Regions from separate parts of the Mus musculus genome. Here region 2 is linked to region 1. The links are chromatin loops, found by intact Hi-C in ENCODE. Cell type or tissue: left cerebral cortex. All regions are shown on one strand. Links, peaks and the distances in the headings refer to the core of each region. The heading gives the core; the rest is flanking DNA.

Region 1 (15,488 bases), core at 4,292-12,291:
CTGTGACCCTCCAAGATTGTGTTGTTTATTGTTAAAACATGTTTCTTGTTGTGGTGTGGCTCACCCTTAGCACACATTTAATCTTAAACGATGAAGGTAAAGTTAGCTTGTAGAAGGAAGCACCCATGTTTGAAAGTGATGTCTAACTGACTGGCAGAAAAAAGTGATGAATCAGAAAAATCTGACAGAATAGGATCTGCCCAACTCTCACAAGAAGAGAGAGGAAAGGGAAGCTACTTAAGGGAGAGGCAGACAGCACAGGAGGAAGAGAGTACAGTGCAGGATACAGTAGAGTTTGTGGAGAGCAGTGCAGTAGAGCTGAGAGGGCAAGTAGAGCAGCACAGAGAGGGAGAAGGAGGTGTTTTACCGGGACAGTTATAGAGAGACAGGTTGCAGAAAGAGAGAACAAGCTAGACACAGGTGAAGATAGAAGGAGCCAACTTGCCAGAGTTAGTTTGAGGTCAATGAAGTCAGATGCTGAGAGAGAAGCCAGATCGAATCAGTCAGCTTGGAGAGGAGTTTGAGCCAGAGCAAGGGAGTTGAACCAGCCAGCCAGAGCTCAGAAAGAGCTTATTCAGCTCTAAGTCTCAGAGGCTGGAAACATTCTATGCCCAGGTTAGATTGTACGGAGGCTGGAAGCTTCCAGGACTAGGCCTAGGTTAGCAGATTGAGGCAGTAAGCTTCAGAGATGACAATCACAACAGATGAATAAAAGTTACTTTCATACAATTATATGCTGACTCAATCTTTACAAAGAAGCAGAAGGGACAGAATTTTCAGAACTGGCATGCAGACAGACATGGTGCTTGAAAAGTAGAGAATTCTCCATCTGAATCAACAGGCAGCAGAAAGAGAGTGACAGTGGGTCTGGCTTGAGCATCTGAAACTCCAAATCCCTCCCCCAGTGACACACTTCCTCCAACAAGGCCAGGCCTCTAACAAGTTCACACCTCCTAATTACACCACTCCCTATGGGTCTATGGGGCCATTTTCACTCAAACCACCACACTCTGGTTCATTATCTCTTCACCAGAGAAGCCTTCTGTTATCAGGATGTGTATTTATTCCCTCTAGAGAAATAGTACATTTCTCACTTTTCACAATCGGTGCTATAATGAATTGTTTTGTACATACTTTCTGGTAATTGTACAAGAATTTCTGGGCTCTTTCAAAAGCAGTTTCAATTTGCATTCCCAACAGAAACATGAAAATTCTTGTTTCTCTACAATTTTGTCCCACTTGGTTTTGTCAATGTGTTGACTTTGGCCAATCTAATTGGTATGCAGTGCTATTTTTATCATAAATTTAATCTGCACTTCCCTAGCTGAGATGGACTATTTTGTTGGCTATTTGTTTCTTCTTTTGTTGATAGCCTTTCGAGTTCTTTGCTAATTTGGAAACGTGGCTATTTGTACTTCATCCTGGAATATTTGTACAGACTATGGATACTCATCTTTTTGCTTTCCTTGGGATCTTTCGCTACGAATGAGCTAATATTCACAATGATATTATCTTCCCTTGCACTTTTTTATTTATCCCCTCTTATTGATTCAGTTTGTTCTTTGACAATTTCACATACATATTTAATACATTCTGTTTACTCTCTATCATCTCTCCTCTTATCTCTCTGTCAATCCTCACTCCTTCCCACTGGTCTCCTTCCCATATTCATGCCATTTTGTTTTGTGACATAATGATTTTAACCACTGGATCATCTGTGTAACCACTGGTTTGGAAATATCATGGTACCAAACCGAAGGCTAAATATTAATGTGTGTACCTACAGGCAAACAATACTCTCAACCTTAACCACAGAAGGTTTTCTTTGCAGTGAACTGTGATAAATGCAGAGACTCATGAAAGTTAAAGATGTTTAAAATAAATGATGTTTGAGTACTTAGCCCTAAATAGGACATTTATAGAACCTATCTAAGGCCCAGTGACTATTGAAGAAGGGACAGCAGGAAAAATATAAGAGCCAGAAGACAGGAAGAAGGGCTGGGAAACACTATCTTCATGCATGACATAGTTATTGTAAACAATCTCATAGTAGCTGTGGTAGGCTGCAGGAGGCCTGCCAATAGTCATGAATCAGGGAAGGCCTCCTGGCCCTGGTCCTCCCTACTGAACTATTGGCAATTAATGTATTGAGGAATCGTTCTCCCTTTCAGTTGTGAACCAAATGGTATTAACTTTTCTTCAACATTCAGTTTCTTCATATATTTTGGTATTTTTTTATAAGTAGATTGCTGCTATTACTATGGAGACAGAGTCTTTGCTGTTTAATCCTGGTTGGCTTGAAACTCACTATATAGAACAGGTTGGTCTTGCATGTGTGGTTATCCTGTTGTCTCAGCTTCCCAAGTGCTGGGATTCCATGTAATCCATGTACAGTTCCTAGGTTTCAAGTTGATTTTAAGGAAAGCCTCTTTGTTACAGTTTTATTTTTCCCTCCATATACCCTTCGGTTTGTTTCCACATAGCTCTTTGTGAAGTCTAAGAACCCACCTGACAGCATTCTCTTGAAGCCTTGTCTCCTATGACATTAGGGATACCACAGTGACAGTCACTCAGCTAATGGCAGCTTTCTGGCCCTGAGGTTGTCCTTGTTTTTTTGTCAGTTCTCCAAGCAGCATTCTCTAGAGCTGTAGAGCAATCTGAGGATACCCGGAACCTCTAACTGTATCTCTTTGCTTCAACAAAAATACAAAAGCTTTTTAATCACTCAGTGGGAAAAGAGTCTTTTCTTGAGCAAGATGTGGCTAGAATCACATTCTTTATGACTTCCGTCTGGTTGCAGTAAGTGTTTTTATCACGAACTTCTCACAGCACTGGGGATCTTCACTCATGTGTCCATCCATGAGGCCACCATAGCCCCTTTATCAGGCTACTGAGGACTTAGGCCATTTTCCTTCTTCTCAGCTGAAGCAAGGCAGCTTTAATACGTTGGACTTTGGCACATTTAGCAATACCAAAGAGGCATAAGTTTTGCCCCAGAACATACTTTGGTACCTACAAACCTCCTCTCACTGACCTCTGAATTTGGTTCTTTTTGCATGATCCCAGAACTCCTACTTACCACTTAACTTGGGGAGAAAACAGTTGTTCACTGACATACACAAATGTTCATCAGATTTTGGTCCATTTATAGGTTTGCATATAATTTTACCCTGGAAATATTATAACTATATTTATAATAGCAAATATAAATGTAGAGAAGGCATTCTGTCACATTTCATTCTAAATGCTAACAACATTAGATAAAAAATACATTATTTTATGTTGAAATGGAAATAATAGAAGCATTTGTTATAATGATATCTATATAATTACATATTTATAAATATTCAAGGCATTTGCCATATTAAATTTTAAAAAGAAACACTATCCCTAGGAAGTATATAGGTCACAATTTTCAGTAATCAGTGAAACTTTCCTATAATGGTTGCCAATGCAAATGGGCTTAGGAAGTACCACAATCATGTTGGGAGATGGCATATGCCCTTGTCTTGGTTGTTGGATGGGGTTAGATGTAAAGCTTTGACCCTGGTTTACTGGAATCACTTCTCAGAGTTGAGCTTGCAGTGAGCAGCCTTTAAAAATGAGGTAATATCACTGCTGGGACAAAGAAAAGGCTTGCTTGTTGCTTACTAAAAGTTGCAGAGTCTCAGTGTACAACATTCCATAAATGTCATTCAAACTCCACTGTGCTGTGCTCACTTGTGTCATCTGCATCACCTCCATGGTATGTGGGAACAAGGCAAAGTGATACAAACAAGCAGGTGTGCATACTACTTCCTATGGCATCAGTAGAAATGCTTTTTATTTCTGATGGGAGTCTCGTGTCTCCTGAAAGTGTCCAAAGTGAACATGTTACCTTGTAAGAAGGGTGAAAATAAATCCCAGAACAGAAAAGGCAGTAAAAGAGTTTAAAATGCTGATATAGTTTGTTTGAAAAACAAGGAAAGGGCCCTTCAAGTGCCTCAGGATCAGGTAAGAGATATCTCCCTCACATTAAGTCCAAGAAGCGAGTAAGGGGGTATCCATTAGTCTACCTATTTATAAATCTGAAGGCTGAGATGCAGGAGTAAGGCCAGCTGCCCAAATAGGGCTTAGTGCTTGTCCATCTTCCTCTCAGAGCAGGCGGAGGAGGACACTGGGATGATGCTACACAGTGGGATGTGCTTGTGGCACTAAGCTGAAGAGTCTCCAAAGCACGAATAAGTGGTGAGAGGAGCAAGGAGCTTGTTACTAGGCACAAAGTTTTAGATGGAGACACTGCATGGTCATTTGGTTGAGACACATGTGAGCAGGTGCTTGTCAGTGAATGCAAGGCATTGCCTGACAGCATCCAGCCTACTGGGCTGTGAAGGCAAACCCTGTGGTAGCCAGCTTGTCTGACAATGAAGACAAATACTGAATATAACTGATGGCCACTGTCTGAGGCAAAGCTGTTGGCTTCGTAGTGCTTTTGGTTCACACAATTTCCCTTAAAGGCTTTGACCTATTTTAATGATGATTTGATTCAGTAAAAGCCTGATATTATCCATAGAGAGAGAGAGGCAGTCATTGCCTAACCACATGGAAAACTCTGAAAAGCTAACTGGTTAGAAAGGCTATTCAGTGTTCTGGATCTTACAGCACAAGCCATTGCTGTTCTGTTCAGGAATTTTCCCCCTGTGCCCAGCCTGTATCTTTGAGGCTTTCCCCGACTTTCTCCTCTATAAGTTTCACTGTCTCTGGTTTTTCTTAAAATATCCAAGTTATAAGATACAACTTACAAAGCACATGAAACTCAAGAAGAATGAAGACCAAAGTGTGGACACTTTGCCCTTCTTAGAATTGGGAACAAAACACCCATGGAAGGAGTTACAGAGACAAAGTTTGGAGCTGAGACAAAAGGATGGACCATCTAGAGACTGCCATACCCGGGAATCCATCCCATAATCAGCTTCCAAACGCTGACACCATTGCATACACTAGCAAGATTTTGCTGAAAGGACCCTGATATAGCTGTCTCTTGTGAGGCTATGCCGGGGCCTGGTAAACACAGAAGTGGATGCTCACAGTCAGCTATTGGATGGAACACAGGACCCCCAATGGAGGAGCTAGAGAAAGTACCCAAGGAGCTAAAGGGGTCTGCAACCCTATAGGTGGAACAACATTATGAACTAACCAGTACCCCCGGAGCTCCTGTCTCTAGCTGCATGTGTAGCAGAAGATGGCCTAGTCGGCCATCATTGGGAAGAGAGGCCCCTTGGTCTTGCAAACTTTATATGCCTCAGTACATGGGAACACCAGGGCCAAGAAGTGGGAGTGGGTGGGTAGGGGAGTGGTGGGGGGAGGGTCTGGGGGACTTTTGGGATAGCATTTGAGATGTAAATGAAGAAAATACTTAATTAAAAAAAAAGAAAAAAAGAAAGGCTATTCAGCCCAGTAGGCTGAAATGAAATCATCACTTTCACTTTAGGCAGTAAGGGCTGGTCATACTTTCACTAGTTCTTAGCCTGTTGTCAACACTTTAGTGATAAGATCTGTCATGAGGAAGACTATAGATGTTAGATTAAATACACTCCCCTCTGGTGCTGCAAACCATGGGAACACATCATGGCTGCCAATCAGATAGTGTGTCAAATAAGGACACACTGTTAAGAACACTCTGATAAGAACAACAGGAATCAACCTGATGAACAAGTTTAGATTGCCTTGGTCATTAGTCTTTTTCTATTTGGATCTGTCATTGTACTAGATATGGGGAGGAATCTATCCTTGTAGACTGGACACAAAGTAAAATGCATGCTTTTGATGTAGAAGATATCACTGTAAATGGGAGTTGTACCTGTTTCTTTTCAAGTTGGCCTGCTTCTCTTATGGTACAGAAGACCAAGTTAATGGAACACTGCATCTCCATATTCTTGGCAGGACTTCTGAAACCTGCTCTTGGACCCATCTTCCACCTTGCCACTGTAGAACCATTTCACGACACAATATTGCTGTTTCAGGAACTTGTTCGACTCCAACCATCAGAGGTCATTGATTCTAAACTGTTTCATGTTTTTGGGTTTTGAGGCCACCCATGGTCTGCCCATAGTGTACCATTTTCTGGAAGGCTACCCAGCAATGGACCAGTAGTTAGGGGGCATTTGATTGACACTTCCTTTCCGACACCATCCTCAGCTATCTGGGATTACTGAGAGCTGTGATACTTGAAAATCAATTAAAAAATACTTCTAGATTTATCTCCTAGTTGCTTCTGTTCTATAATCCAAATAAGTCAATTTGGCTACTGAGTGTGCCCTTCCCTAGAGAGTTCCTTTCATGGGGGATGTGATTAAAAACAATATGTTGGCATTATATACACCTATTTTAAAAACTTGTTCTATTCTGTCCATTACTAATTAAGAAGCTTTTTTATCTCCCCAACAACCATTTCAGGCTGGCTTTGACGGACAAATCCTTTGGTGGTACCTTTGCCAAAACAGGGATTAGAGATTCAAAATGTATTTTGGTTCATTAATCTGGATTAATTTGCCCAAGTGATATGATTCTAGATAAAAATAAATAAATAAAAAACTATGACCACAGAATTGAGTGCCTTGCACACTGGTCCTCCAACAGTAGCCTAAATTGTCTCTGTATATTTGTTCCATATACATACATCTTTCTAGATAGAAGGCACGTGTAGGGGTAATTAGAAAGAAAGTGAAGGGAACAGCTATTAAGATGAAACTCCTGCGCTGTTGGGATGGCTCAGTGGGCTAAAAGCACTTGCTTTCAAGCTTGAGGACCTGAGTTCAATTCCTGGAACCCACATGATGGGAGAAGGAACCCAACTTTTTCAAGATGTCTTCTGGCTTGCCACAGCATAGGTGTGGAAGACAAGGGATAACTTGCAAGAGTTGGCTGCACTGTGACGGTTAAGCACACAAGTATATAGTATTTTTAGAAAAAGATAGGACTCCCTAGTTTTGTGGCTGAAGAGGGAAGGCAACCACTTCAGGACTTGGCAAAGGAGCTCAGACTTTGTAAGATACAGGAACAGGAGAACAGAACTTGTAGTCTACCTTTTGGATCTGGATTCTAACAAAATGAAGACGGCTTGCATATGAATCACAGAGACGTGGAGGCTAGGATGACCCACTGGAGAGTTTGCCATTTCCACCTGTGTACAAAGAAACATTTCTATTCATGTTTGTAGTTCCTGTTCTTCTATATGATTGATGTCAACGACAATATCCAAACATGAATCCATTTACACGCACAGAAGTACAGGGACAGGCACGATTTATTTTAATCTAATGAACATATCTATCCACATGCTCCCCAAGAGCATATGAACATGAGAAGCCTTAGAGCATGTAACATGTGACAGCCTTAGAGCATGTCACATGTGACAACCGACGCTGCAGCTGCCTGTGGGGCTGACTTGTGCCTTCTATGTCTGTACGTAGGCCAGGGCAGATTCCTTCATTGGTTTTGGGAGCCGTGACAACAAAGTTCAACATTAAGTTCCCCTGTGTAGGCTATGACCAATGATAAACTGGTCTTGGATATTATATTCTAGATGTTTGAAGTATGACCTGCTGTCTCCTGTGGTACTTATTCATAATTGACTTAGTCTAGGATGCTGTCAGATATAGCAGCGCTGACCACTCTTTACTTAAGCAACTTTCCAGGGTCGTGTTTGGAAAAAACCAGCTAGTGGGATGAGATTATGCCTTCATACTGGTTAAAATAAAATGGAGAACTCCCAAAGCTCAGTGCTGTTTAGCTGTGATAGGAGCTCAGTGTGCACAGCACCCACCTGGTTCTCCAGCTCTCCTGGGTTCCTTAGGAGCAAAGGAAACCGTTGCAAACATGTAGAAGCTCAGGCTTTCTACTGCGTTCTGAGAAATAAACTCCTTTGTCTATGCTCTAGAGTCTAATGTTTATTTTAAGCATCCATGCAATATTAACAGACCAACTTCTTAGCTTGCCTATGGGCAAAGTCAAATCTGAGACCCACCTACAATTCAGTATTATTATAGTAGAGTACAGGGTAAGAAGTTAATGTTATGACTAAAAAGATTCTAAAATGACACGATAAGGAACAGAAAACCCACTTACTGAGTATCTACAGTATTCAATTATTATTTTTAAATGAAAGCACATAAACTGGAGCTTTGAACCATTACATCCTACTTGAAATAAAAACATACTTTCTGTGTATACATAAATGGTTCTGTGTAATGAAAGCCAATATGTTTTTAACCTAGAACAGGAGATTATTACCCACATAAAAAACAGAGACTATAAATGCTTCTGTCTTGGGACTATCTCCCTGTCTTATATGATTTAAGTGTCTGCTTACATTTTGTTTTGTTTTGTTTTGGTTTTTTTTTTAGTCTTTAGAGTGAATTTTTATAGGACAGGAAAGCAAATAGTTATCAAAATCAAATTACTGAGAGATAAGAATTTACTGAGCTCTAGAAACAAAATCGAATCTGCATTATTTTTCCCAGTGGCAGACAGTCTCTCCTCCCTTAAACTTCTGATGGTCAACTTCAAATACTGTGCTTTATGACAAAGCGTTTTAATTGCCTGTGATGGTAAGTGTATCAGTAGCCTGCCATCCTGAGCACATCTTTGGAAACATTTTAAAAAGTTACTTGACAATTCCAAGCAAAGGCTAAGGAGGATGTTTCAAAGGCAGACTCTGAGCTTTATTTGCTATTTTCCAAGTTTAAGATGCTCATCCATCTGGCAGAGCAGCCAGACTATACATCAGCCAAGAACATCTCTCCGGATTGAAGCAGATTCTGGCTCTCAAAGAGGATTTGACTGAAGGAAAAGCAACATCTTTAGCTGCTCCATGGCTGAACTCTGCTAATATTTCTCCCCAATGCCTCCTCCAAGCCTTGGCTCCATCTACTAACTTGGTTTCCATAGGAATAGACAGAGCTATCAAGTGCCACATAGTCAAACAGCATAAGAAAAAAAATGTTACTGGAAAAAAATATGCTCTTCTTCTCTATGAAAGTAAACTATGGGAAGACTCTTTATTCCAAGACTTCTTCCCCAACACCAGGCTTTTCCGGTGTCTTTCTGGACTATGATAGCTTATTTTATTTAGATTATTAAGTCTCCTCAGCAGATAGGAATTTATCTATAGGAAACTAACAAAAATAAAAAAAAATGCAAAAGTGCTAAAAAAAGACCAGTGCAAAAGATGTGATGATTATTTTCATGAGGGCAATTCTATTCTGCTTGTGCTTGTTGCTCATTCATTTAGGATGATTCTTTCAAATGGCACGGCCTTTTAAAATTAGTTTTATAGTTAGATTATCATGACATTTTATAGTTATGTTGTTATACTTTGTTCCCATTCCTTCCCCTCCTCTGGTCCCTAGCTTCCCTCCCATGCCATCTCCAGCTAGATTCCTTTCTTCTCCCATGCAGCCTCAGCTTGCTGTCTTATTACATGTATTCTGTCACCCTCTGCATTTCCCACCGCCCTTGAGATCTCTTCTCCTTTCACAATCCCCTTTCTAGTTTCATACCATACATTCTCTCTCTCTCTCTCTCTCTCTCTCTCTCTCTCTCTCTCTCTCTCTCTCTGAAAACTAAGTATCTGTCTTTCTGAGTTTGACCTGTTCTGATTAATTTAATGATCTTAAGTTACATCCATTTTCCTATAAGGGCCAAGATTTCAGTTTTCTTTATAGTTGCATCTAGTTCCATGTGTGTATGGACCATATTACCTTTATCCATTCGTCTGTTGAAGGACATCTAGGCTGATTCCACTTTCTGGCTATTGTGAATAACCAGCAACAGATATGAATATACAACTATCTCTGGAGGAAGTTAACTAGAGTCATTTGGATACATCCCCAAGTATAGCTGGGCCATATGGTATTTCTATTTTCAGTTTTAAAAAAAGAGTTATTTTATTATTTATTTATGAGTATGTGTATGTATGTATGCCACATGTGTGTATGTGCCTGTGAAGTCGGGTCTAAGAGGGCACTGGATCCCCTCAAGTTACAGCTAACAGGCAGTTGTGGGGTCTGAGGACTAACTGTGGTCCTCTAGAAAAGCACCAAGCATCCTTTAATTGCTGAACAATCTCTATAGCCCCTGCTTTGAGGTTTTTGAGAGATTGCTATACAGATTTTTATAATGGATTCATTTCCACCAATAAATAAAGGCTACTTTTTTCCTCATATTTCTACTAGCATTTTATTATTGCTGGCTTGTTTTGCTTTTTGATGATAGTCATCCTGATTGAGGTGAGATGAAATTCAAAGCAGTTTTAATTTGCATTTCTCTAATGGATAAAGATGCTGAACAGTTTTAAAGGATTTATTGGCCACTTGTATAGATATATATTTAAAGATTTCATTTTTAAATAAGCATATACATGTGTGTCTTGTGTGTGGATGTGTGTATGCGAGTACAATTCACAGAGGCCAGAAGAAGGTGTTGGATTCCTGCAGCTACAGGCAGTTGAAAGCTGTCAGCGGTAGACACTGGGAACCAAACTCTGGTCTTCTATGAAAGCAGTTTGATCTCTTAACCACTGACCTCAACCCTCCATTTGTTTTTCTTTTGAGAGCTGTCAGTTGGGTTCATTGGTCCACTGGACGACTACTACTACTACTACTGATTGGATGACTGTTTTTTTTTTTTAAATGTTGGCTTCAGAACATCAACAAGATATGTATATCAGACCTCTTGTTATGTGCTTAATATATGGAACAGTAATTCCTACACTGTCCTTCATATAGGCATAGGATTTGGCCACATGCACATGTTATTCACTACCATAATATAATGGTCTGTGTCCCCTGACAGGGATAAGGGAAACAATAGCAATAGCTCTTAGGAGGGGCTCCTGTGAGCTGCATCTTAAAGGATATTCATTAAGCTACTTTCAATAATGAGAAGAGTGGATTTGTAAGGACTGTGAGTGGAGACTAGGCAGAGTTAGAATGAAAACTTAAAATCATTAATGTGGACACTCATTTAATTTCCCTCAGAAATTAGGGAATTCTAGTTCCCCTAAAGGTTGAATATTGGTATGTTAGGATGAATTCTAATTACACCAGGAAGAAAGATACAGAATTAAAAAAACTATGACCCTGGGGTTAGGGAAAATAAAGATTGCATTATTATTAAGAAAGAGAAACAAAAATTTAAGCATTTTGGTTGTTTGTATGTATGTATGTAGTATGTATGTATGTATGTATGTATGTATGCATGCATGTATCTTGCAAGCATATGAGTGTGTGGGTACATGAGACCTGCAGGGGCAATTGCAGGTCAGGACATTAAGTTTCTTCCAAAATTGCTCTCTGCCTTCAAACAGGGTCTCTCACTTAACTTCCCCTCCTCCACCCCACAAACACTGGGGTTACAGGCACACCTCTGTGCCAGTTTGTTTTCTTTTCTAACATGGGTTTTGGGAATTCAAACTTGGGTCCTCATGCTTTCACAGCCAGTACTCCTACCCAATGAGCAAGCTCCCCAAGCCACCACACACACTAAGTCTTAAAGAAGCTGGGAAGCATGGCCCTTGAGTCCTCTTAGAATCAATCACATTGCCACAGAAAGTAAGCTGGGTGTGCTTTCTATCCTAACAAACCTCATTTGTCATGCGGGAGGAGAATGCTAGGACATCAGCGGCATGCCTCTGAGTGTGAAATGATCTGGCTGAGACCCACTCTCAAGTCAATACTTCTTGAGAAGCCTGAAAGAAAAACTCTATAAACTTGCTACCCAGCACTCCACATCATCAACTCCTGCTTGCCTTTTCTGTCTTCAGCTTCCTGTGTCCCTTGTCTATCAACAATTCTGCCATGAGGGAAGAAGGAAGGCTAATTTCAGTCTTTACTTCTCCCTCAGCTCCTCCAAATCCAGTCTCCCAGTCTCATCCCCTGCTCTGCAGCAAACCCCCTGCTACAGCCCCCTTCTCGCTCTGTCTGAATCTCCAGTGGATCACACAGATCTTCCCTCCAAACGTCCCTTCCCCATTACTACTTTATCCCAGTCCCCAACTCCAGCAGGCATTCCATGAGAATCTGCAGGCTACTCCTCTCATGGATGCAGGTTGCCTAACTTGATCTCTACTGCTTCCTCCTCTCACTCCATCTCTGCAGCAGACTGCCTGCTGTAGCTTCCTCTCTGCCCTCATGTCCAGTGGGTCACACAGATCTTCTTCTCTAATCTTCCTCCTCACTCACTCATCCTAGACACAGCTCCTAACTCCAGCAGGCTTTCTCTTGGAACCTGCCAGCCAAGCCTGACAGAGAAGACAGTAAGCCAGCTAAGTAGATGAGCAACCTTCAGATCTCTATTCTCTCTCCTCTCCATATTTAATCCCTCAGTCTCATTCCCAACCCTGTAGAAAACTACCTGTTATGGCTCCTCCTCATACTCTGCCCCCATTCCTAGGAGACTAAACAGATTCTGGTGGAACAGCTTGCTTTCCTCCTTCCTGCGGATCCTCTCAACACCACCACCCTTATTCTTAAGTGTCAGCATCCAATACCTAGGAACATCCAATAGCTGCACCTATCTCAATCCCAGAAGAGTTCTCTACCAGGCGACACACAGCCGCCATACTCACCCAAGAACCAGAGAAGAATACAGAAACCAAGGAACAAAACCCACACAACAAACACAAGACCAAAAAGCAGCACCTAGAAATTACAATCTTCCCAAACCCAGATCCCTAATGCCAGAATAAAAACACAATCAGTAACAGCAAGGACACTATGTCTCTACTAAAGCCTAGCAGCCCTACCACAGTAGGCTCTGAATGGTCCAACACTGCTGAAGTATAAGAAAAGACCTTAAATTAGCCTTCAAGGATATGATTCAATGTCCTAAAAGAGGAAAGTGTATAAGTCCCTTAAACAAATCTGTAAAAATAAAAGCAGTGAAAGGAAATTAATAAAGCATTTCAAGACTTGAAAGTGCAAACAGAATCAATAAAGAAAAGACAAACTGAAGGAAACGTAGAAGTAAAAAATTTAGGAACTTGAATAGGAATCACAGAAGCAAGCTTCACTAACAGAATACGAGAAATGGAAGAGAGAATCTAAGGCATGGAAGACACAAAAGAAGAAATAGATAGCCCAGTCAAAGAAAATGTTGAATCTAAGGGAAAAAAAAACCTGGCACAAAACATCCAGGAAATCTGGACACTATGAAAAATCTAAATCTAAGAATAATAGAAATAGAGGAAGGAGAGGAAACCCAGGTCAAAGGCCCAGGAAATGTTTTCAAAAAATCATAAAGGAAATTTTTCCTAACTTAGGGAAATGCATATAGAGGTACAAGAAGCTTTAGAATATAAAATAGGTTGGATTACAAAAGAAAGTCCCATATACATATAATAATCAAAACACAAAACATACAGAAGGAAATCAAGAATAGTAAAAGCTTCACGGGAAAGAGGTCAAGTAACATACAAAGCCAGATCTATTAGAATTCCACCTGACTTCTCAATGAAGACTATAAAAGCCAGAAGGGCCTGGCAGGTGTTCTGCAGACTCTAAGAGACCACAGATGCCATCCCAGACTATTATACCCAGCAAAACTTTCAATCACAATAGATGGAGAAAATAAGACACTCCATGTGAAAGCCCATATTTAAGCAGTAGCTAAGTACCGTCCAGCCTCACAGAAGGCTTTAGAAAGCAAACTCCAACCTAAAAAGGTTTAATGAACCCAATAAAACAAAAGGAATAAGTAATCCCAGACCATCAAATCAAAGGGAGAGGGGGCATACACACACATCACCACCAAAACAAAAATAACAGAAATCAACAAGCACTGCTTATTGATATCTGTTGATATCAATAGTCCCACATTCCCCCAATAAAAGGACATAGATTAAAACAATGCAAACAAAACCAGAATCCAACCTTCTGCTTCATCCAAGAAATATACCTTAACATCAAAGACAGACATTATTTTGGGTTAAAAGGATGGAAAAAAATATTCCAAGCAAATAGACCAAGAAGCAAGAAGCTGGTGTAGTATTTTAATATTTGACTAAATATATTTCAACCCAAAACCTATCAGAAGAGATAGGGAAGAACACTACATACTGATTAAAGGAAAAACCCATCAAAAAGATATTGCAATTCTTAATATCTATACACCAAACTCAAGGGCACGTGAATTCATAAAAGAAACAATGCTACAACTTAAATCACAAATTGACCTTTGCACATTGATAGTGGAGACTTTAATACCTGACTCTCACCAATAGACAGGTCATCCAGATAAAAACTAGACAGAGAAATGCTATAGCTAACTGAAGCAATAAACCCAATGGATCTAACATATTTTTAGAATAGTTTGCTCAAACAAGAAAGAATATATCTTCTCAGCAATTTTGGGACATTCTCTAAAACTGACCATATGCTTAGAAACAACCAAGTCTCAACAAGTCAAAAAAAAAAAATGGAGATTATACCCTGTGTCCTATCTTATACCACCATGGATTAAAACTAAATATCAACAAAAAGAAAAACAGAAGGCCTATAAACTCATAGTAACTGAACAACTCACAACTGAATGAAAAATGGGTCAAGACAAAAATTAAAAACGAAATCAAAGATTTTCTGGAATTGAATGAAAAATGTATGCACAACATATCTAAACTTATGGGCTTCAATGAAGGTAGTTCGGAGAGGTAAGTTTATAGCACTAAGTGCCTATGTAAAAAAGTAAAAGAACAAAATTATAGAGACCTCATATTAGCAACTTCACAGCACACCTAAAAGCTCTAGAACAAAAAGAAGAAATCAGCCTCAAAAGGAATAGATGGCAAGAAACAATCAAATTCACTTCTGAAATCAATAAGGTAGCAACAACAACAAGCCAATGAACCAAACAACAAAGAATCAATGAAACAGAAGAGGTTCTCTGAGAAAATCAGTAAGATTGACAAACTTTTATCCAAATCAACTAAGAAACAAAGTGTATATTCAAATGAACAAAATTAAAAATGAAAGGGGGACATAAAAACAGATACAAGGAAGTCCAGAGATGCTCCACCAAGTTGGAAAAATACTTTTAAAAAAGGATATTTTTTTATATATACTACTTACCAAAGTTAAATCAAGATCAGATAAGCAATTTTAAAAGACCAATAACCCCAGCAAAATAGAAGCAGTCATTAAAAGTCTCCCAACAAACCAAAGGGGGCAAAATATGCAGACAAAAACAAAAACTCAGGGATAGATGGTTTTAGTGCAGAATTTTACCAGACTTTTGAAGAGTTAATCTCAATATTCCTCAAATAATTCCACAAAATAGTAAAGAAAAAACATTGCCTAGTTCATTTTATGATGCCACAGTTTTACCCTGATACCCAAACCACATAAAGTCCCCACAAAGAAAGAAATACTGATCAATTCCCTTATGAATATAAATGCACAAATACTCAAATACTTGCAAACCAAATCCAGGGACCTAGGGTAAAACCAAACACT
Region 2 (15,488 bases), core at 3,226-11,225, 92 kb after region 1:
ACAAGCCAGGAGTTTCTTGGCCAAGGTGACAGAAAACATAGGGATCAAGCAAGGAATTTATTTATTTATGTATTTATTTTATTTTTTTGTTTTTTTATTTTTATTTTTTTATTTTTTATTTTGCAAGGAATTTATATTAGCTCTATACTTGTTACATGTTATGTTTTTTAGTTTTTAAGAATTTTCTTTTGGGTATATTAAGTTATATAAAAGTTTCAAGTTTTACAATGATACATTTAGTTAATTTTTATGAATGAACTAACATAACCACACATTTTGTTTTCTTTTTGAATATTTTATTTTTCATTAAAATAATGAAGAAGTCATTTTACAGGGTTCTTTTTTTTTTTTCTTGAGGTACTGTGATTCAAGTTTTTTCCACTTCAGGGAATTTTGCCTCAGTCTGTCTTTCAATTCAATTTAATTTAACTCAATTCAATTTTAGTCTTGGCCCTTAAGGTTGTCATAGACTACTGGGAAGAAAAGATAATTAAATAACAGTTATAATATTTATCCATTTCTTCAACAAATATTTCTCACATGCCTACTATGTGTCATGTACTGTGCTAGATATGGTAACAAATTAAATATTCAGTCTACTCTTACAGAAGTCACTAGATTATGTGGAAGAGAAAGACATTACAAGAGTCATTTATATACTCTCTATGATGGAAGCCTATGGAGTGCCAGGAGAGGATGTAATGTGAAGATTGAAGTGAGACTGGATTGTCGGAGCAGTTCTCTTTGAAGAAGTAGCTTTATGGCACAGAGCATGAAGGTGATTGAGAGTTAGGCAGACAGACAATAGCAGGTAAAAGCCTTGAGATGGAAAAGGGCTTGGCAGACTTGCGAAATGGAGAGAAAGCAAGTTTTCCTAAGAAACAACTTGTGCAAGGAGAGGCTGGAGGGGCAAAGAGGTACAAGCAGCCTTCTAAACGTTGTTTCAAGCATGATGACAAGAAATGAAAGCGTTTATAAGCCAGGAGAGACTGTAAGCATACAGACATTTTTTTTTTCAACTCAAGCAGAGCTGAAACAGTCAGGGCAAATTCAAAAAGGGCAAAACTACAGTATGATTATTATAAAGCCAAGCTGGGTATAGGGACATGATAAATATTTACATGTGTCAAATCCTGGACTTGACTCTCAAAAAGAGAAAAGAATGAGCAAAAGGAGGGGTCAGCCTGTAGGAGGCAGACGATCAGGATCAGCATCATCATCAGGACAAGGGAGTTTGAGGTCAGCCTGGGCTAAATGAAATGCTGTCTCTAACCAACACTGGCAAAGTACTAAAGTGACTGCTGGGCTAATAACAACGTACTGCTCTTTAACTTTGATGGAGGTTACGTCTTAGTTTGCTTGTCTGGACTGTGTACTCTGGTTTTCAATGAGACATCGCACTATCCTGGAAAAGGCTGTTTCTTCAGCCTCTCATCCTAGTGTATGATTCTGTCCTTAATTTTAGTCTACCTCCTTCATAAATTATTCTTTGCACTCACTCTCTCTGAAAATTAGACTTTCACTGCAAAGACGGTGTCTGCCTTCTAAGCACCAAGCAGACCATGCCAATGCTGAGTTCTGCAGAGCCACGCTCTGGCAGCAGCTCTGCTCGACTGTGTGAAGCACAGATTTCTATCTACCCCGAGTACCTTCGTACTTTCATGATGAGTAAGATTTTATGTCTGACTTACTCAATTTACAGCTGTGGCAGTTTAGCTGTGCATCTATAGTTGTGAGGGCAAGCTGAGAGATATAGCAATATGTACAGGTAGATAAAAGGACAGAGATGGTGTTTCTAACTACGAGCAACAACAGCACATTTAAATGTTATTGGGGAAAATTTCTAATAGAAGAACAAAAAAAAAAGGTTGAAGATATCATCAGAAGTTTAACAAAGTGTAGTAAATTCCCTGGGAAGAAGAGATGGTCAGAATACAGAACTTGGCAAGAAGAACTGGCCTTTGAAAAGAAGCTGAATATTTTCCATTTTGTCAGGAAAAAAAGAAGAGGATAGGTACAAATATAGGGAGATTTGTAGATATCATTCTACAAGATGAGGGAGTTCCTACTTAATGCCTCCTTTTCTCTAGGGATCACAAGGTATGATCTGAGAAAAGAAGGAGGAGGAGCAGCAGAGAGCTGAGGTTTCAGCAGACAAGAAGGTACCAAGCATTCACAACAGAGGACTGTAGTATGACAGGCAGTTGAGTGTAGAGCAATTTCTGAAGCAGGGATCATAAATAGTCATAGTATATATACATTTTCAAGCTATGACTGGCTGCTCTGGAGTTGTCAAGGGTATATAAATTAGGTCCATCCAGATTTGGAAGTATGATAGCTAGGTAAAACAGGATGTGAGCAAAAATGTGAATTTTTCCAGGAGAAAGTTTTAATAGTAGACTAAGTAGTCAAGCTGACTAGGGAGACAGACAAACAGAAACTGATGGTTAAAAACTAGGGAAGATAATAGGTTGGAAGGCTCGGGGAGGCTTTTCATCAGTAAGTGATCTGGAAGTGTTTTAGTTCAGTGACAGAACATTCAGACGAGTGATGTGAAGGCCCCAGACATCAAGTTCCAAGGAGGAACTATGGATACAGGCAACTTGAGGTGAAGTGAGAATAATGTGTCTGAAAGAGGGAGAGGAATGTTTGTAGTGCATACAAAATTTGAGACCATTTATTTCATCCTTAAAGAAGTAAGACTTTGTTTAGTAGTAGAGAACAAAGCAAAATGGTGGTGATGGGGAGCCGGGTAATAGAGGGTATAGAGAAAAGTCCCAACGAACAGAAACACCCTTGAGGTGTGCAAGAGGTTAGAGTTCACAGGTGGGAAATGTGGGGGTGTAAACTGAAACTATTCTAAAGAAACAAGAATGAAGGTTCAAGTATTCTCAAATTTACTGCCCAAGTAATCAATCATGCCCTCATCAAACAGTAACATCTATTAACATTACAAATAATGTTTATTTTCATTCAATTTGTTCTCTTTTGAGACTTGTGATTATGTGGGTTGGGGTTTTCGACAATTCTTGAAGTTTTTTAGCCATTTTGGATTTAATTCTGTACAATATTCATTTTGTTCTCGCTAGAACAAAATGTTCTCCCTAGAAACTTAAATACTTTGACTATATTGTATAGTAAATTTACCAAGTAATTTTTGCTTCATCCTAATCCGTGTTGTGAACCTTCAGGATTTAATTTCTTTCTTGTCCAAGCACTGGAATAAAATATAACTACTATATTTTTAAATGTTTAAGTGTATTATAAATTTAAATGATCAATAAACTCCCTAAGAACAGAGTTGTTTTTATTAGTTTGCATTTCTTTGTTATTTGTATATGTAACCACGTACATGCAGAAGCCAGAAGTCAGCACTGGGTCCCATCTTCAATTGCTCTCTACCTTTTTCCTTAAAAAAAAATTACATTTATATATTCATTTGATATTTGAATGTGTGTGTGTGGTATAATACCCATGCAGCAGTCAGAGAACTTGCAGGAGTTTTGTGTGTGTGTGTGTGTGTGTGTGTGTGTGTGGTATAATATCCATGCGGCAGTCAGAAAACTTGCAGGTGTTGTTTTTCTCCTTCCACCAGATAGGTCTCAGGAATCCAACTCAAGTCCTCAGGTTGGCAGCAAGTACCTTCACTTGCTAAGCTATGTCACAGGCACTGAACCTTGAGTTCATCAATTCAGCCAGGCTGACCAGTCATGAGTTGTAAAGATCCTCCTGTCTGCCTCACATCAGAATTGGCATTACAGATATACCACACTGGCTTCTCAGCTCAGGTCCTCATGCTTGTGCGGCAGACAACTTTACCAAATAAACCATTTCTCCAGTCAGACACAGCATCTAAGTTTACAGGGGACTGCTTACCAACAATGAGTCTCTGAAGGGCACCTTTATCTCCATTAACTGCAGCGGCATGAACCTGAGATGCTAATGAGGACCCCGTAGAGAGTACATCCTCGGATATGTTCATAGTTTTCTCCACAATCCTAGTGACCTGAAACAGAAATTGAGTACAGTGAGTACAAGCAGAAATACTTCTCAAACCTGTCTTGTGAGTGCCAAATATGATTTATTATAGATATTTAAATAGGACTTAAAAACTCACTCCTACTTCTACAACTGCTGACATGGCAAATTGGATGGCTTCTGTACAACTTGCTTAACTATAGATTAGAAAATTGGGCTCTTTAGAGATCTTTCTCAAGGAATGAGAAAAGATGACATTTCCATTAGGCATAGAGTTTAAAAGTCACATTGACTTCTAAGATTAATACATTCGAAGGTCATATGATTCCATACAATACTTGTTGAGGTTAGCCAGCGTCCTGCTTTAAGTTACTCCATATTGAGTAAAATGGAGGGTTTTCGGCCTGTGCCTGGTCCTGAGACACTCCACTTTATTAGCTGCTTTTGAACTCTGTTTTGAGGGTAGATGATGACTGTGCTCTTGGATGGAAGTAAAACACTAACTCCTGCCCAGCTACCACTGAAGCACAGACTGATCAATGACTTACTCCTGAGAACAGAGAGGGCGGCATCCTATACACTTTTCAAGGTATACTGAGACCATGGGAGGATATGAGCATATTAAAATCATACCAAGGAAGCCACTTACTGGACATGTCAGACCAAGGGTGGGTTGTAACTTCCTAACCATGGGGTGGAAGACACCCAGCAACGCAGGGGCAATGACCCCCCACCAGACTATCTTCTGAGTTCTAGTGGATGTGTGCACTAAGGACTGGCAAGCACAGTTCTTAGCTTTCCTTGAGGGTCAGCTGGGTCCCTGGGTGTTTGACTTGGCCTACTTGACTGCTATCTGCCCATCCACCTATGAGCCTGTCTGGACCCAAATCCACTATTCCTCTTCTAATCTGGTTCTGTCCTCTTGTTTCTGCAGCCAACTACATCTTTGCCCTCTACCCTGACTCTCTTGTGGTCTGATTTGAACAGCCAACGGCTTGCTCTAAAACTGTTTTAGGGTTGTTACTTATCAAGACAGAATATGCTTGAATTTTTGATCAGCCCACTCCTGAGCTTGCACTGTCATAGCTTCTTTACATTGTATTCATTCTATAAACCACATATCTGCATATTTACTGTGTGCCATTTTGATATGAGAGTTAATAATAGTAATTGAGATCAGAATAAAAAAAAAAACAAACTACATATGCCCTGGCCAGATTACCAAAGTAGGTGGGATTAGCTAGCAAAAGGCTACCATTGGAACCATTATACTTTGTGATTTTATTGTCATTTACTAAAATCTGACATTGTAGAAAGCCTTAAACATGCTTGCATATGTTTCTGACGTAGTTCTTTCGAAACTGACAAGGATTATTGAATTGTTCTAATTTAGAAAATAGTAAATTATAGTAAAGGTTAGCTTTTCATTTAATTTGCTGACAATGTTAGTAAACATCTGGCAAAAAAAAAAAAAAACAAAAAACCAGAAGTGTTGGGAGCCACTTCTGTTTTGTCTGAGCATGTCTGACATGGTAGAACGAAGAGTGTCATGTAGGATTGTAGCAAAATCACTTGAGAGACTACAAAACAATGAGTGAAGTGAAAGTAGACTACATTTGAGTTCCTGGCTCAGTTGTGTTAATGATCACAGAGTGTCTTTAGATCTTAGTAAATATGAAAAATTAAAACGGTTAACTGTTTATTTAACAAGTAGAGTGCCAACTATTCTAGGTACTGTTCTGAATTCTAAAACATCATTGTGGATCCAACGTGAACAGAGTTTTAGGCCTGCTAGACCACAAAAAAACCTTACTTGCTACTTTGAAAAATGTTAAAATAGTTATTTCTATTTCTTTAATAATTATATTGCTTAACCACAATTCTAGCAGTCAGCACAGTAATAGGTATTCAGCTGGTGCTAAGTGAAAGCTATGAAATGTCATGGGTGAGTCTCAAGTCCAAAGGGTAAATCAGACCAAAGTTTAGCTTCAGGGAATAATGAGTTCTGTTCTTTTCTTCCTTCCTTTCTTTTCTTTCTTTTCTCTCCCTTTATTTTTTGAAAGATAGGGTCTTGAAATTCAAAGACTAGGTTGCCTGGGAATTTATTATGTAGCCCACACTGGCCTTAAACTCCTGATCCTTCCATCTCAACCTCTCAAGTGCTGGGAGGACAAGCATATACCACCATAACCAATCCTACTGTTTATCAATTTCTTATTTTAATGAAACTTGGGTTTGGTCAGAGAACATGATGAATGTTACATTGATAAGGCCACTGCCTTAGGAAATAGTGGGTTTAAGTATTGGCTCCACTACACTTTAATTTTGTCTCCCTGGGAAAGCCATTCCTCTAGGTGCTGTTGCTAGTTCTTCATCATTTTCTTCTTCTTCTTCTTCTTCTTCTTCTTCTTCTTCTTCTTCTTCTTCTTCTTCTTTCTCCTCCTCCTCCTCTTCCTCCTCCTCCTTCTTCTCCTTTAGCAGAGATGCTCATTTCCTTGTTGTCCCCACCCCAATAAATAATTTTTTATAGAAAGAAATCAAAGCCACTTTGTTAGTGCTTTAAAATGTATCATCATCATTAAATAATTATAAAATAAGCCTGTGCAATAAACACTCTAATTACTGCTATGCAAACGTAGTGGTGCTGAGCTCACACACAGAAAAAAGAAATTCTGCTTAGGAAGAAAGATTTGGTGACTGTGACAGATGTCAGGGGAATCAAATGTCAGAAGTGGTGACACTTGAGATGGCAAGCCAGAAAGAAAAAGGGTAAGGCCACTTCAGGCAGCAGGAAGGCTGAAGCAAAGAACTGGAGTAGGGAGAATCACAAATGAAGAATGCCTCCTAAGTAGTGATGATGTGGCTAACTTTCCAGGCACGTGGATCTAGCTGGATGTTCACAGAAGATTCTGGAAAGCTACCATACACCAAGTTAAAATCCTTTATTACTTGGTTACTTCGTAATTGTACTGTAAGAAGTGGTCACGGCCACTTGGGCACTGCGCTTTACAGTTTACAGCATGCTTTCCCATCCCTGTTCTCTTCGTTTCACGGACCCTCTGAAACAACCCTGGGTAAGTGATTGACCGAAGCCCCAGTGGTGATTCTCCTTATATAACGGAGGAAGTAGCACAGAAAGAAGAGGCAGCAGCTTGGAGGCCAGGGATGGAGGCTCAGGCCACACCTCAGATCAGGCGGGCCAAGAAAACGCAGCAGCAGCCCGGGGCGGTGCTCTCCATCCTACCCGAGCCGCCGATGCTGGACCGCTTCCTACTCACCCCTGACTCCAAGAATGGCGTCCCGGGGCCGCCCCAGGAGGCACAACCCTCACGGGGCCGCCCCTACCGCCAAGCCAGGCCACTGCGCCCACAGGAACAGACCCCAGGACACTAGAGCCCGGGAGCTCTGAAGAAGTAGCCTGGGGCTCCAGGCTGCACAGCCCTCTGGGAATTGTAGTTCCCGTCCCGGAGGCACAGAGGTACGCGGTCCCTTCCAATCCCGAAGAGCCCCGCGCACAGATGGCTTGGCCGTCGTGGGCACAGGGCTTACTGGGAAAGAGAGTCCCAGCTCTCCGATGACATGGTCAATGAAACTACAGTATGGACTACATTTCCCGACGTGCTTCGAGATGGGCAGGACCCGGAAGTGAGGGCGTGAGAGGCCTCTCTGGAAGTTGTCCCGGGTGTTCGCCGCTGGAGCTCCGGGTCGAGAGGACGAGGTGCCGCTGCCGCCGGCCCCGGAGCCCAGCCCTTTTCTAGCCCGGTCCAGTCCCAGCCGCCACCTCCTGACCCCGCCGTCGACCCCGTCGTTACCATGAATCCTGCGGTCTTCCTGTCTTTAGCAGACCTCAGATGCTCCTTGCTGCTCCTGGTGAGTGTATGTCGGGGTGACAAACCCTCCGACTGTGTCCCTGAACGCCTCCCGCCCTCCGCGAGGGGGAACGGTGCAGCCCCCTGCTTGCCTCGACTCTCCTCCGCTGGCGAGGCGTGCACCCCCGGGCACTACCTTCACTTTGGCCGTTCTTTTGGCTCCTTAAGCCTGCGGTCCACAAGGCCTGCGAAAGCACAGTCAGGGCTTGGAACCTGCAAATAGGAGAATTCGCCTTGGGGGGAGTGAGTGATCCGTGGGAGGGAGGTCACCGCTGAGGCCCCTGGAGTTCGTTTCAGTTTTGTGGACGTTGAGGACCTGCTTGGGGCACCAGAATCCTAAGGGACCTAGGGTACACCTAATGTTTTCTCCCACATGGAGGGGCGTTAGAAGCCGACAGGTGTTGGGGTCGTGTGAATCTCTCTCTGGATCCTTGAAACCGGCTGGCAAAGCCCTCTGTTGTGGCTTAATGTGATTGGTTGGAAACCCGGAACTGGAGTCTGGTTTGGTGTCGACTGGGAGAATAGGAATTTGAAAAGGTGGAGGATGTGATTATCTGACAGGCTCTGCTAGAGCCTCCTGCTAGCCTTGTTGCAACCTCTGCACCCTAGAAGCATACATAAATCTTGGTCAGTGCTCTGAACTGGAGAATAACCAGCTCTCCTGCATACCTAGGTGCTTGGTACTTCCCTGCCTGCCCAACACCATCCCATCTTAGAAAAGAATCTTCCCCCAGTTCTTCTTCTGAAGTCTATCTTGAGTATGCAACTTACTTGGCCTCTTCTTAAGGTCAAATTGAGACAAAAACTGAAGGTCTAACTCCATATGTGAACATGAGAGGAATTTAATTGGACCGTAATGACAGCATTTGAGAATACTTGAATTGTGGTAGATTCTTAGAAAGCTAAGATTAGCATCATTGAATATAAATTACTTTCTTCACAGCTTAAGAATAATAATTAACTTGCAAGAAGCTGTGTAGTTGGTTACAGGCGAAACTGAGTCTAGAAATAGATTTCTTAATTTGTAGTGTGTATTCCCCCGTATCACATAAAAAGTTTAATGTCTGCACTTAAAATACTTTTCATTCTCATTATGGCTTGAAAGCCATTTTTTAAAAAGCTATATATAATACTCTGCTTTTTTCAAAATAAAGTAGTGTAAACTAAATGAAATGAAAATAGTTCTGAAGGCTACAGTTGTGTATAAACGAGGCCACATATGTCTTCTTAGCACTTGTAAGTATATAGCAGTAAATTACTTCTATATAGAGGATCTCTCTCTCTCTCTTCTCTCTCTCTGTCTGTCTCTGTCACTCTCTGTCTCTCTGTCTCTCCCTCCCTCCTCTCTCTCTCTCTCTCTCTCTCTCTCTCTCTCTGTGTGTGTGTGTGTGTATGTGTGTTATTATGTACTGTGGCACCTTCTAGAACTGTTGCATTAATAAGAGGCCATATACTTCTTAAGGATACTAATTACTAATCTTTTCCTCAGCCTTAAAAAGAGTTGTCTGTTAGAAATTATTTTTAGGTGACTGAGAAGTTCAAAGATCAACATTCTTAAGAAATTGAAACATTGAAACATTTCTGTAGGAAAATGTCACTAGAGCTAAGTTTAAGAAGAGTGAGGTCCAGGGCAGCCAAGGCTATACAGAGAAACCCTGTCTCAAAAACCAACAAACAAAACCAAACAGAATGAGGACATTTATTTCTAAGTAACACAGACTTTTTCTAGAGAATTTATCAACCCTGTTAAATACCTAAGTGAAGATTTCTTCTCCAATAAAGCCTACATTTTCCTAAAGTCTAGTTAAAAACACATTGTGTGTTTGTCTTTCCAAGCAAAGATAGATGATAGGACCAGAAGAAGCCCAGAAGCCATTTCAGAGAACTCCTGTGAAGATGAATGGTCTGAAAGCAAAGCCTCAGAAGTTCTCATAAACCAGAAGCACAAGTCAAGTTAGCGCCCATGTGAGCATAGTATTTGCTTACTTAGTTCTAATCATTTTAAACTCGTCTTAAACTAGCTTAGCAAATATTCATAGAGCATTGGTTTAATCTCAACAGTGTGTAGCCTGTCTGACTGCTAATTCAGTCACAGTGACGGAACCTGCTTACTCAGTATCCCACCTGTCTAATGAATAATCCTCTGAGTTCCCTTCAGGCTTCAACTTGATGCCTTTCACAGGCAGACATAGAAAACTCCAGCTCCCGTTTAGCTTAGGTCATCATTTTTTCCCTTAAGTGGTTGGCTCTCAACATCCATATATCCTCTTACCATAGTAAGAAGCACTCTACCTCAGTTTTAAAGACCTACTAAGACCTTCTTAAATATGTAGGGATCATAAAATAATAGCTGAAGTTATAACACTAAATTTCAGGAATCAAATGACAATTTTTTTCCCCTTATCTCAAAAGTATTCTAGGGGGAAAAAAAGTATTCTAGACTACATCACTGTATGCCTTGAAAGCCTTCCTGCATGGGCATCAAACCACAGACTCTGTGATGACTCTTTCATTGAGTGCTATTGGCCCTCTCTCCTTTGTGTCAGAGACAGGTTGCTTGAGAACTGAAGCGGTTTCTTTTCTGCTTACCTTCCCTAGCTTGTGCTCTCTGCGCTGGTCGTGTGTAAGTTTTGAAAATGTGAGGTAAGAGAGGGATGGATAAATCTGAATGGAGTTGTGTCAGATATTCTCTGTTAACTTTAGAGATTTTAACCCTTTATTCCAGTTGTTTTATTGACGATGTCATCTCACTAATCTCTTGATTCTAAGACTCTAGGTTGTTACTAGCTCTGGTAGTCCTGGGCTTCTATAAGCTAATACCTTCATTACTGTTGCTTTTGTTTTTTTATTTTTCTATATGTATAGGAAGCCAAGAAAATAGTACCTGGTTTAGGAAGCTAAGTAATTAGAGAGCTAAGTAAACACTGGTAGAGTCTGCTGAGTTTAATTTTTAAGATTTTTGTAGGTGTCAGTTTTAGTCATTAATGTCAACAATAAAAGTGTTCAATCTTCAAAAAAATACTATTGGAAGCCCTTAATTAGATTCATAGCAGGTGGGTTATTTATCCTTTTTATATAACTTTTTAAATGTAACCTATGGGTTACACTATGGGCTGCTCTTTAAAATTAGTTGAGACAGTTTTAATAAAACACAGTTCATGGGTATCCTGGATTCTGTTCTCATCTCAGAACAGACAAATAAACAGCAACACAAAGTTGCTTGGGCTGTACCCCAGTTATATGTCATAGAGTCCAGGCACTGGTTTAATTTCCCCCCGAAACACTATTGTGACACTTACAAATGTATTCAGATACTACTTGATGTTAAATATTCCTAATTGTGTCTTATTTTAAAAACTGGTCACTCAAATTGGAACCACATGAGCTCCATGCATGCGAGTTGGTTTCTGTGTCTCCTGTAAAACGTTAGGCTGCCTGGAATTGAGCCCAGGGCCTTGAGCATCCTGAGCACACACTGTGCCACTGATCAGCTACCAGCCTAAGCTAAAGTCTGTAGCTTCCTTTCCCATCTCATTTTTCCCTTGGTAACTTAGATATAGATACAGAGCATCTCACATTCTTGGTATTACTATTTGTAGCCTCTTAATGTTGTTTTGATGTTTCTCTGTTGTTTTATTAATAGAAATCTGTAATTCAGTTTTTGTGATTTTTTTTTTTAACCACTAGCTCAGTATGTATTGCTAAATTTGCTTATTTATCTTTCAAGTCAGGATTCTAAAAACTTATTATTTACTTTATAATCATATAAAACGTATGATCTTCAGAACCAGACAAATTGTGTTAAGATAATTCTAATTTTTGTCTCTTATGCTGATATAAGAAGACTTAGTATTTTTTTTTTTTTACTTCTATGGCCATTTCTTTTAAAAAACTAATGTAAGTCATTTGCTTTGATGTCTATATATGTATTTTTCTAGTTTGATTAGACTATATATATTATTCATACTTTTCACTTTAAAATTATAAAAATAGCTTTCCAGCTTCAAGTTTTATCTTAAAGGTGTTGAGATGGAACTGTTCTACATGTGTACACATGTGAGTGTGTGCGTGTGTTTATGTGTTGGAGGTTGCATGTGTATGTGCATTCAGGAGGCCAGAAGAGACTTTGGGTGTTGTCTGCCTTGATTTTTGAGAGGGCATCTCTCACTTGTTTGGTTCATTGAACTGACTAGTTAGGCTAGGCTAACTGACCACAGAATCCTAACCTTCCCATGTCTGACTTTTAAACTTTAGTTTAAAGAATTTTTTTTTTTTACATTTTATTTGTTTACATTTCAAATGATATCCCCCTTCCTGGTTACCCCTCCACAACCTCCCCATCCTATCGTCCCTCTCCCTCCTCCCATTTGCCTCCATGAGGGTGCTCCTCCACCCACTCACCAACTCCCACCTCACTGCTCCAGCATCCCCCTACGCTGGGGCATCAAACCTCCACAGGACCAATAGTTTAAAGAATTTTAACTTAATTACTTTATTCTTTGACAGTTTCATATATGTGTATGTATAATATGCTCCAGTCATTTCCACCCATATTATCTGCTCTTCTCTTCTGTCTCTTTTCTTCTTTCCAAGAAGTTTCCTTTCAAATAAAATGCCTTTTAAAAGTGTGTGTGTGTGTGTGTGCGTGCGTGCGTGCATGTGTGCATGTGTGCATGTGTCTGTGTTTTTCTGTGTGACTGTATGACTCACTGAGTTTAGTTAAGGTTGGTTGAATGAGCATGGGCAACTTTTTGATGGGTACACCACTGATGAAAATGCCACCCCCTCCCCCAGCAGTCATTAGCTGCCAATACCTCCCCTAACCCTGAGGGAGTGCTGATAGACTCTGCCTTGTGCAGGTTACCTTAACAGCAGTGAGTTCATGAGTACAATAGTCTTTTTTTGTGTCCATTTGACATCTTTTTGTGGCATACCACCTTATTGTTCAGCTCCAACAATCTTTCCATCCCTTTCTCCCCAGTGTTTCCTGAGCTTTGGAGGGGACAATAAGATGCCATCTTTAGACAGGACTGACTACTGCTCCGCTATCATTATGATAGGCACTTTGACCAGTTATGAGCCTCTGCATTAACTGCTGTCTTCAGCTTTAAGAAACTTTTCTGAGGAGGCTAGGAGCAGCACAAAGCTGTGGGTATAAACCAGAGTATCAGAAGACAGTCTGGCATGTCCATTTAGTAAAACGTTACTTTTTGGGACTTACTCACCAGACTAAGCTGACTGGCTCGGGAGCCTCGGACCTTCCCAGCCGCTGGCTGGCTCTTGACCAGGTTACAATGCCAACACTGGACTTTTTATGGAGGTTTTGGAGATTGAACTTAGGTCTCTCACTTTTGTGTAGTGTTCTCAGATTACTATTGTTTCTATTTTTTTCTGTTGTGTCAAATAGTTCTGCAAACATTAGCTTATGTGTATACAATTTTGATAGTGTATCTTAGAGATAGATTCCTGTAAGTGAAGTGAAGTTGCCAGTGGTCAAAAGGTAATGGACAAGCTGGGCGTGGTGGCGCACCCCTTTGATCCCAGCACACGGGAGGCAGAGGCAGGCGGATTTCTGAGTTCGAGGCCAGCCTGGTCTACAGAGTGAGTTCCAGGACAGCCAGGGCTATACAGAGAAACCCTGTCTTGAAAAAAAAAAAAAAAAAAAAAAAAGAAAGAAAGAAAGAAAGAAAGAAAAGGTAATGGACAGTACTTGGAACTTTATGCATGCTGCCACCGGATGTCGTGAAACGCCACCACATTGGGGTTTTGCCATTATGTCATCTTGCCAACAATGTAAAAAAAGTTTTCTATAGTCTTCTCAGAATAGGAGTGGGCATTTCTCACTGGTATTTCATGTAACTTGTTTCTTTTAATAGGTGTACAGATGATTTGCATATTCTTTCTGTGTGAAATCTTCCTGACTATAGTTATTGCTCTTCCATTTCTCTACTGAATGCACACACACAAATATGCACACACAAGTGCACACGTGTACTTGAGTACACAGACATTGACTCTTACATCTGTGTTAGATTGTGTGGTGGACCTAAGGATAAGAGGTGCCAAAATACACTTCTGAAAAAAAAATCAATCTGAATTTAGTAATAATTAACATTTGTAAAAAGCCTTAGAGAAGATGTTCATTGCCACAGTTACATAAGGCTTCGAAACTGCATGCCATGGTGTTAAGTCTCTTTCTGGTACCTCAGTCTTTTGATGTCCTGTGATTTATTTACTTCACCTTTTGTCAAGATACTCAGGTTATTGGTTATTTTGTTTTATGGAGTTTTAAATTGTGCAAAAGGTATACATTGAAAGACATTCATTACACATCTCAAAATAGAGCCTGTAACTGTTTTTCATGGGTCATGCAAATGTGTCAATTTAGTAAGAGAAATCTAATTTGAATTTACAATTCTTTGGTTATGAGCAAAGTTGAGCCTTTCACACTCTCTCTCTCTCTCTCTCTCTCTCTCTCTCTCTCTCTCTCTCTCTCTCTCTCTCTCTCTCTCTCTATGTGTGTATGTGGGGGCCATAACCTTAGTTGTTATTTCTCAGCCATCTACTTCTCTGTTTTTGAGATAGAGTCTTCTCCCTGGCCTGAATATTGGCAAGGAGGCTAGGCTGGCCAACCAGTGAGCCCAGGGTTTCTTTTATCTTCACCTTGGCAGTGCTGGGATTGCTATCATGTGCCATATCTTTGTGGATCCTGGGGTTCATCTAGGGTCTCACTTCACTTTCTGAGTTGTCTTCCTAGCTCTGAATCTTTTCTGTCCATAGTATATATCCTTTTAAAAAACCTGATAACACTTCCAGTGATTGAGAATAAATGTTCTAACAAGCTGTAAGGAACAATTGAAGGTGTTTATTCATGTGAAAAATGGATGTCAGGGCATCTACATGCAAGTTTCAGCTCTCCCATTTACTGAACACTATAATCTTGGATAAATAATATAAACAAAAATATTAAGTCTATAAGATAAACAGATTGGGCATCATAATTCTGTAATTTTCTTATTTGTTGAATCTTGCTTTCAGAAAGGATAGTCTTCTAACTTCCCCTAACGTAGACATTTGCTCTGTACTTTCCTAAAAAAACTCTGCAAACATTTTATTTAGCAGGTTGTGGGACTACACTCTTCACCTCATTTTCTGTGTTGGGAAAAGCATGCGTAAGCACAGCTTTCCAGTGCGGACAGCACGCTGCTGTCTCATCTGAGCGAGGAGGGGTTAAAGGCAGTTGCACTTTCCCCAGCACCCGCCCTTGTTAGTCTGCCTTTGATTCTGAAACTCTTCATCCCAGGCACTTGAAGCTTTGTCAGTCCATAGCATTAGCATTTGAGTGACTGTTTTCCATTTGCTAGAGATAAAGGTGCTTGGGATAGATGCCCCTTTTGTCAAGAAACCTGTGCTTCACTTAGAGAAAGGGGCTGTGTATACATAATTATAATACCAAAAGCAAAGAGAGATTCCCAAGGCAATTGGTACAGACTGGCCACAGACCTTGCTTCCCTGAAGAGTGGGTGAGTGTTGAGTGGCCTCACATTAGGACTGCTGAATCAGAGCCTGCAGAGTAAGGGTGAGTGCACTTGAACGGCTTAAATGTATGTTAAAGTTAGATACAGCTATAGACATCTGTAA

What was found. A loop is a pair of places that touch in the nucleus more often than their neighbours do. Peaks named below come from ENCODE experiments on the same cell type or tissue, not always from the same donor. Only the 100,000 strongest peaks of a DNase experiment are listed, where the experiment ranks them.
Region 2: it touches region 1 in a loop (2.4-fold over the local background); 2 of 42 quality-filtered maps call a loop at or near these places.

Annotation. Positions count from the first base shown.
Region 1 is chr4:48,364,520-48,380,007 of GRCm38, reverse strand. All of the region lies in intron 3 of Invs (inversin), which reads right to left. Among named protein-coding and RNA genes, the nearest start is that of Invs, 93 kb to the right of the region's middle. In left cerebral cortex, for the core only: no CTCF peak of the experiment used is centred there; a DNase peak (open chromatin) is centred at 8,768.
Region 2 is chr4:48,271,744-48,287,231 of GRCm38, reverse strand. It overlaps Erp44 (endoplasmic reticulum protein 44), which reads left to right and starts at 7,643. Exons shown (of 12, transcript NM_029572.3): 1 at 7,643-7,848. The coding sequence starts at 7,792. It overlaps Invs (inversin), which reads right to left and starts at 7,472. Exons shown (of 17, transcript NM_010569.4): 1 at 7,257-7,472; 2 at 3,877-4,006. The coding sequence starts at 3,982. In left cerebral cortex, for the core only: no CTCF peak of the experiment used is centred there; DNase peaks (open chromatin) are centred at 7,534, 8,108 and 8,276; H3K4me3 peaks cover 2,792 bases; H3K27ac peaks cover 1,373 bases.